Regions from separate parts of the Homo sapiens genome. Here region 2 is linked to region 1. A link is an interaction called in ENCODE POLR2A ChIA-PET data of the cell type or tissue named here. Cell type or tissue: B cell. All regions are shown on one strand. Links, peaks and the distances in the headings refer to the core of each region. The heading gives the core; the rest is flanking DNA. Region 1 overlaps DCP2 (decapping mRNA 2). Region 2 overlaps LOC105379123 (a long non-coding RNA gene).

The links. Peaks named below come from ENCODE experiments on the same cell type or tissue, not always from the same donor. Only the 100,000 strongest peaks of a DNase experiment are listed, where the experiment ranks them.
Region 2: POLR2A ChIA-PET joins it to region 1 with 8 read pairs; 6 of 35 experiments call an interaction of 5 or more read pairs at or near these places.

The regions. Positions count from the first base shown.
Region 1 is chr5:113,016,660-113,021,055 of GRCh38, forward strand. It overlaps DCP2 (decapping mRNA 2), which reads left to right. Exons shown (of 11, transcript NM_152624.6): 11 at 1-4,396. Among named protein-coding and RNA genes, the nearest start is that of DCP2, 42 kb to the left of the region's middle. In B cell, for the core only: no CTCF peak of the experiment used is centred there; no DNase peak of the experiment used is centred there.
Region 2 is chr5:112,927,958-112,932,353 of GRCh38, forward strand. All of the region lies in intron 1 of LOC105379123 (a long non-coding RNA gene), which reads left to right. Among named protein-coding and RNA genes, the nearest start is that of REEP5, 7.9 kb to the left of the region's middle. In B cell, for the core only: no CTCF peak of the experiment used is centred there; DNase peaks (open chromatin) are centred at 403, 1,504 and 2,174; H3K4me3 peaks cover 1,862 bases; H3K27ac peaks cover 2,317 bases.

The sequences.
Region 1 (4,396 bases), core at 149-4,148:
TATAGAAAAGTTAAGGTCTGAGTGCATGTGTGCATTAAAAACATTTCACTACCTATTCTCTCATGGACTTCTCATCCTTTCTTTTTTCATCTCCAACAGTTAAATGGTAAGGAGAGCAAAGTTAATTATAAAAATTAGACATTTTGCCAAGTTAGTTTTCTTACCACAATACCCTCTTGGCTTTTTTTTTTTTTTTTTTGAGATGGAGTTTCACTCCTGTTGCCCAGGCTGGAGTGCAATGGTGCAATTTCGGCTCACCGCAACCTACGCCTCCCGGGTTCAAGTGATTCTCCTGCCTCAGCCTCCCAAGTAGCTGGGATTACAGGCATGCGCCACCACGCCCTGCTAATTCTGTCTTTTTAGTAGAGACGGGGTTTCTCCATGTTGGTCAGGGTGGTCTCTCTTGGCTTTTTATCTTTATTTTTGTACCAGTGGACCTTCCTGCTCCCTGAGACTGTTTTGATTGACATCTTTTGTGTTTCTATATTTTCCGAGGCAGTATTTTCTTTGTATGTTAATCATAGTTATAGTAAAGTCAGACTCATTAACTTTTCTTCCTAGTAATTTTGACTTGGATTATTTTCTAGCCTGGGGGATGGGGTTCATATGTGTTGTTGTAACTTTAGATTACTAAACAAAACAAACTGTTTTTTTGTTTGAAGGTATCCTTTACATACCTGTCTGTAGGTAAGCAAGTGTTAGTAAAAACAATTTTGTCAAACAGTACTCCTGACAGCTTGGTAAAGTCTAGGTAGAGTTTCTGATTTTGTATTATGTCCTAAGACTTGAAAGTGCATTTGTCTAGTTGCCAAAAGTTCTAAAAATGAGATGGTGGGCTTTCTCAGCATCTTTTTGCTTCCTAGAATTGAGTTGCTCTTGAAGTCTGTACTCCTGTGTCAGAAAGATGGCAGACTGCAAATGGGCAGTACAGGCTTTGCCCCATGCTTTCAAAGTAGGATTCTGGATTGCAGTTTCAAAAAAATATGATAGATTATTGTTATAGAATCAAAGTGTCCTGAAGGGAGAAGAATAGCTATAGTTGCTGGGCAAAGAGTGTAAGAAAGAAACTTTAGAGCATTTATCAATACTTGAGTGCTTTATTATGTTCCAGGCTAGAAATGTGATCATTGCATGGCCTAAGTGTAGTCATTCATATATATATGAATATCTATATCTATATCTATACATATATATGTATCGCCATTATCGAGTGTTTTCTAGCCCTGGATAAAGTTAATTTTTTTGAAGTTTGATTGCCAAGCAATCCAGTGAATCTAAAGTAATTTTTCTCACTTTAAAGACCAGTGATGAGGAGTCTGGTCCTTCCTGTACTGATACTGTAGAACTCCAGTCAAACTTCAGTGCACTGCTTTCTTACAGGAAGACAACTCAGAACACACAGCCATAATCTGCTTTGGTGTCAGTCACATCACAGTGGTTATACATTTGTCCTGAATGGTGATTCATTCCTTTCCATCTAACTTCCTTGTGACAAATAGCATTTACTATTGAAATAGTCTTAAAATAGGGAAAAGAGTGAAAGTTACTCTTATGCATGGGAGTGGGCTTAAAGGGTTGACTTCCACCAGCTGAGTACAAACAAGTGTAAAGAAAAACTATGATAAAGTATGGAGGTCTTGAGAATTGTTCATAATGAAATCTTTAATCTGGGTTATCAGAGTAATGAAATCACCAATAAAAACATTCCATTTATCTTGGATCTTCTGTGGTTAGCAGAGGAGTATGGTCTAGCTATGTTAGCAGCTTGAAGGCACAACGTAAAAGGAATGAGCTTTCACAAGGTGCTTACGTTAGCTGGGTAGTATTGGTCAAAGGTACTCTGAAGAGTGAATGCAGAAATCAGTTGGCTGTGTTTGTAATCTTGTCCCACATGGACCCTAACCTTTAGTAGACTTCAGTCTTTTAGTCCAGTAGAAGACAATGGCCCTGAATATGTGTTTTCTGCTTTTTGGTGGAAGGTTTCCTGCAGGTGGTTGGGTGGTTTTTGGGTTATTGGCTACTGTTCGTTCAGTGCCATTTGAAGACCTGTTGTTTCTTAATCCTTTTTCTTGGTGTGACTGGCCAGGAAAAAGTCCATTGAGTCCTTTTTTTCTCCCTGGTGTCTTACCCCTTCTGTAGAATAATCCATATTTTAAAATTTGTTTCACATCTTTATAGCAAACCTGCCACAGACTTGCAAGCAGTGATTTTATCTTTCCTTCCTGAGAAGGTGATCTCACTTTTGATGTTTGGGTCACCTGTGGACACCTGTGCTCTTTTGAGTCTCAAGGCTTATAGCTTTCACATTGGCTTGGGAACAACAGACTTGTGTGTGGTTCTAGAGTGAAATGGGCAGTGTTCTGCTGGTCCTCAGTCTTTGAGAGGTCTTAGGCAACATCCTTAGTATAGTGGAATTTCTGAGGTCAAATTTAACATTTAATATATTCTCCTTTTAGTTCATTGAATCTGAGGTTCTAAATCTGTAGCTTCATTTTGAGCACAAGTCTGCATTGTCATTTTTTAAGAGATTGGCAGGCATATCCTTTTGTGATACTTAGGAAAAGACTATGGATGGCAGCAAATGAAAGTAAAGGTTCTCAACTGTGAATGAAATTTAGAAAGATAATTCTTCAGCAGTTGGTTGATTAGATGGGTTAGTGCTTTTGGAATATATAACAGTAGACTTGTATTCTTTATGCACTATACATATGATACGCACTGACAGAAAAGCACAGAAGACATACTGCTAAGAGTTTCTTTGTGCATTTCACTACTGTTCTAGGGGACTGCTGTCTCTTTGGTTCCTTTTAGGTTTGTGTTAGGATGTTGCACAAGTAATCATTTAATGTTAAATGCAAGTGTCCAAAGAAATGAGTCTTAAAGTTCTTTGGTCATATTTCACTTTAGAGTTAGGACAGGAGACAGCTAACCTGACTTCCATTTTACAAATATTAGAAACTTTTTCTTCAGTAACAAAAACAGGGAAGGACAATAAAACCATGAACTATTTTGCTTTATGTCTGTTTTTAAAAAATAATTGTTTTGAAGTTTGCTTATTAGCTTAATACCTTATAGTACTTTTAAAAAATCATCCTTGGTAATTATTGACTTATCCTAGATCCATGTACAATTCAGACTTTTATCTGTTAGCTTTAATAAAAATTTAAAACCATCTCATTTCAGAATAAAATAAACGGAATTACAGTTCATGCATTAGCATTTTTAAGTGAAGTTCTCTTAATAAGATTGCCTTTTGTCTAACCGAAATAGGGCATACAGATTAGTTTGGATGGGAAAGTGGTAAGACTTGACTTTTTAATACTGTGCCTATTTCCAAAAGAAGACTTGATGTGGCTTTTTACATTATGCTTTAAAGATGTTAATGGAGGATACATAGTCTTAAAACAATTTGTTTGGGAGTAAGTTTTAGTCGGAAAAAGGTGAAGATATTTATGCTGAGTTATGTTAAGCAAATTATTTTGAGACCTTTTGCTGGTAGACAAAAACTGAGGAAATGTTTCACTAAATATATTATGGTCAATGAAAAAACCAGACTTTAGAGTAAATGTGATAACCAAGTAGATTTGTGAACTTTATTTCTTTAGTAATTATTTTTATCTTATGTGAAATGATTCAACCTTTAATTTTTGCCTAGATTATAGCAATGTTTTGTTTTACCTTATAGGGCATTTTAATGCTTGGAGAAAGACTATAAGTGAATCTACTTCAAGGGATTCTGTTCATGGTGGTATACAGTTCTTGGTGCTCTTTTGGAAATTGTCAAACATTTACTGATAGCAGAAAAGGAACCCCAAAACACCTGTAGTGTTCACCTTGTTATAAGAACAGAAACATTTGGAACAGGTTTCATTCTGTTTCTAGATTTATGTTGTTGTAGTTGAACAGCAACTGTTTTTTTCCCTCAGTGTTAACGAAAGGATAAAGACTACCTGTATTGTTGGGTATGACTATCAAAGGATTTCCGGTGATTCATGTTTGTGAATTGGAGTTTAAATGTTTGCAGGATTACTGTACTTCCAAAGACCCACTAGAATGTCAGCTGTACTCTGTACTCTCCACTGAGAAAATGAACAAAATCCTATGTCTTAACAGTTATGCTCTAACTTTTTGAAAGCTTTTTGATGTAAATAATAGGTTAGAAACTAAAAGCCTTTTAATCTTACAAAATACAATTTGAACGATGGAAGGTTGTTCAGATACTGGCTTTCTGTAAAAACATCATTGTGTTAGATTGTTTGTAATGTACTATCAATAAAATTGGCTGCTTGGGCGGTTTTAGTTACCACCTTAGCCTGGTTTTCTGCTACTGTTATTTATCATCGTAGGTTCTGAGTTGCTCATTGTGGTTGCTCTTTGGACCAATAAAAATGGCAAG
Region 2 (4,396 bases), core at 226-4,225, 89 kb before region 1:
TGCCACCTGGGATCATGCCATTCTCCTGCCTCAGCCTACTGAGTAGCTGGGACTACAGGCACCCGCCACCACACCCGGCTAATTTTTTTTTTTTTTGTATTTTTAGTAGAGATGGGGTTTTGCCGTGTTAGACGGGATGGTCTCGATCTCCTAACCTTGTGATCCGCCCGCCTCAGCCTGCCAAAGTGCTGGGATTACAGGCATGAGCTACTGCACCTGGCCAACTTTGGCAGTTTCTAAGGAGGAAGTTGAACTGACTTGGGATGAGGCAAATACTATTATTATACCCTCTGTGAGCTAGAGAAGAAAATTCTGCTGGAGAACTCAGATCAGGTCACTTTTGTTCTACACAAACTGTTTCTTCAGGGTAAGAAAACAAGTTGAAGTCATCAAACACATTTGTTCTTACTCATGTTAGGAAGAAGAGGTACAGCATAATTTGTCAGGTAATCTCTTCCTTCCTTTCCCCCACCCCTGCATTTGTAGGGTACCCTGGTATGGCACCAATGAGACAGGCAGGAGACCCTCAGCCCCTGCAGACACAGCCCTGTTGGCACATACACCCTCCCTCTGCTGCAGGAGGCTTATGATGACATGTCATCAGAATAAAAAGGGAAAAAGACAGAGTAAACAAAACCTGAGACACGGACTTGCCAGACGATGGGAGGAAAATGTAGAGTCTGAATGTAATTTAAGAAAGAGCATTGAAGGAAATAAAATGTGAAAATCACCATGTTTCATTGAATATATTTGAATTACATTTTCTTTACCTCATTTGTCCTATTCTTAAACATTTTCTACTGAAAATATGGACAAAGCATTTTAATGTATTTCTCCCCTTATCAAACAGGAAGTTGATTTTTAAAAATTAGTGCTCACAGTTGAGAATAAACCAACATGGAAATATCCTTTAGTTTAGCAAAAGTATTTTTATGTGAAATTACTAATATGTCATTGCTATTGCACACAAATCTAGAGATTTCTCACCAGGTTTAAAAATGTCCTTTATGCCAGGTGCGGTGGCTCACGCCTGTAATCCCAGCACTTCAGGAGGCCGAGGCAAGCAGATCACGAGGTCAGGAGATGGAGACCATCCTGGCTAACATGTAGAAACCCCGTCTCTACTAAAAATACCAAAAAATTATCTGGGCCTCGGGGCGGGCACCTGTAGTACCAGATACTCGGGAGGCTGAGGCAGGAGAATGGTGTGAACCCAGGAGGCGGAGCTTGCAGTGAGCCGAGATTGCGCCACTGCACTCCAGCCTGGGCGACAGAGCAAGACTCCATCTTACCAAAAAAAAAAAAAAAAAAAAAGTGTCCTTTATTTCTCCTTGACGTTTCTCTAATAGTATCTGCACAGTGGACTAATAGGAGAAAACAAGTCACTAATAGGTTGTTTCTCTATGCTCAAGACCAGTTAGTCCAGTTCCAGATAAAGCCTGGGGTTTGGATTCCATACCAGGATAATACGGCGTTCACTCACCCTGGGGTATGGGTCCAACTATAGAGAACAATCCACATTTGCCTCCTAGCCTACAGGGTGGCAAGAAGTTTTGCTTTTCTTTTCATGTGAGAGAAGGACCAGAAGGAGTCAGACAATTTTGCCCACTTCCTTTCGTGATGAGACATCAGGTAAATATAGTTAACATAAATAAAGAAACTGACCAGGCCAGGTGCTGTGGCTCATGCCTGTAATCCCAGTACTTTGGGAAGCCAAGGCAGGAGGATCTCTTAAGCCCAGGAGTTTGTGATCTCCTCTCTATAAGAAAAATTTTAGAATTAGCCAGGCAAGTTGGCATGCTCCTGCAGTTTCAGCTACTGAGGAGACTAAGGCAGGAAAATGGCTTGAGCCAGCGAGGTCCAGAGTGCAGTGAGCTATGATCACACCAGAGTGAGACCCTGTCTCAGAAAAAATAAATAAAAATAAAAAAGAAAAGAAAAAGAAACTAAGCAGTTGTATTAAGTTTATATTGCTACTGTAACAAATTATCCCAAACTTGATGGCTTAAAACAACACAAATTTTTTATGTTGCAGTGCTCTGTGTCAATCTTACTGGGTTAAAATCAAGGTGCTGTCAGCAGGGCTTTGTTCCTTTTTGGAGGCTTAAAGAAAGATTCATGTTTTTTAGCTAATTGGGTTGTGGCAGAATTCAGTTTCTTGTGGTTATAGGACTCAAGTCCCCATTTCCTTCCTCATCTTCAAAGCCACTGCCAGCAGCAGTCAAATCCCTCTCATACTTCAAATCTCTGTTCCTTTTCTTTCATCTCATCTCTCTCACTCATCTGCCTTCTGCTTCTACTTTTAAGAACTCATATGATTAGATTGGGCCCACCCAGGTACCAGGATAATCTCCCAGATCTTTTTTTTTTTTTTTTTTTTTGAGACGAAATCTTACTCTGTCACCCAGGCTGGAGTGGAGTGGCGCGATCTCAGCTCACTGCAACCTCTGCCTCCTGGGTTCAAGCAATTCTCCTGCCTCAGCCTCCTGAGTAGCTGGGATTACAGGCGTGCGCCACCATGCCCGGCTGTATTTTTTTTTTTTGTATTTTTAGTAGAAACAGGGTTTCACCATGTTGGTCAGGCTGGTCTCGAACTCCTGACTTCGTGATCTACCCACCTCAGCCTCCCAAAGTGCTGGGATTACAGGTGTGAGCCACCACACCCAGTCAATCTCCCTGATTAGTCTACATAACTTTAATCCCATCTGTAAAGTCCCTTTTGCCATGCAAAGTAACATCTTCACAGGCTTGGATATTAGGGCATGGATATCTTTGGGTGGAGATGGAAGTCATTATTCTGCCTACTACACTAGCCTTACATGGGGGACCCATAACCAGCATCAAGTTCCCTGGAAAGAATGAACATATTGAGATCAGACAACTGGTGTAAGTCCTTTCACTCACATCAAGCGCCATCCCAGGACATGGCACAGGGTCAAAGCACAGGCCCTGGAGCAGATACCCTGGATCCCTTACTTACTAGCTGTGCACTTGTGGGAAAGTTCTCAACCTGCAAAAGCCCCACTGTTCTCAGCCTGTAAAACAAAGATAATGCTAGTATCTACCTCATATAATTGTTGGAATAAATGAGATACTCCACGTAAAGCACTTCACAGAGTGCCTATCTGAAGGGCACATACATCAATGAAGTAGACACTAACAAGAGTTTATGCCCAAAATTATACTATCTTCTCTTATTCTTTTGATTCAAGGATTTGGTATCTGTGAAAATCAAAATACTCTGGCAAAAATAAGAGCACATTGTCATCAACAATTTGACTATGGGAAAGAAGGAGGAAAAGAAAATGTATACTGAGCACCTATTTTGTGTTAGACAATTTGTATGAAGATGCTGACAGCATATTTTGTTGGAGTCAGGGGTCACTAAGTACCTGAGGATTAAAGGAGTAGTGTTTTCCAAGGTACAAAGTAGTGAAACAGAATTGCTTATTTTTCAGTTTTGTCTAGGATCCTTGGATTAACCCTTGGCCAAGTGAAAGGGACCCTCCAGGCCTACACAGATGTGAGCAAGGAATTGACCTACAAACAAATGTCAGGTCAAAGTCAAGCTGTTCTCTGACATGCAGCAAGCTGATTTATGCAGCTCTTTATCACTTAGCAGTCTCTTAATGCTTCCTGTCTCTCCTCAGTCTCTGACTTTCAGCCTATTTTGGATGAGTTTTGGCCCATGTTCCTCTAGCTCTTGGACATCAATCATGCTGTGACCACACTGGTTGACTCAAGGACGTGCGTCTTCCTTTCATTACATAGATAACTTTTGCTTTATGATGAGCTCTGTCATGCAGTTAGGAGAGAATTGATTGATGACATAGCCTTTTGCATTTTACCCAGTCTAGTCTCCCTAAAGTCCATGCTGATGGAGATTTATAACTAGTTAGTGTTGGGGGATTTGGAATAAGGTTTGGGAGGACAGGCTTGTTTTTGTTTTTTTCACACCATTGTTCCCAGCACATCTTTATCTGTTCACAGCCATAACAAAAACACCCTACTAAAAGTGAGAATTCATTAGTCTAAAAAAATTACAATATATACTCTTTCCAAACAGCACCAACTATTATATGCATCATCTTAACCACCTTTATAGAGTTTACTGAAAGTCATTGCTTCTCCGCCTTTTGGCTAAGATCAAGGGTAGAATTTACTGAAAGTCACAAGTGAGACTCTAATTTTATACTTTTGATGGTTTTTTGTTTTTTTTTTTAAGATGGAATCTCGCTCTGTTGCCCAGGCTGGAGTGCAATGGCGTGATCTCAGTTCACTGCAACCTCCAGTCTCCTGGGTTCAAGCGATTCTTCTACCTCAGCCTCCTGAGTAGCTGGGATTACACGCACATGCCACTACGCCCACCTAAATTTTGTAATTTTAGTAGAGATGA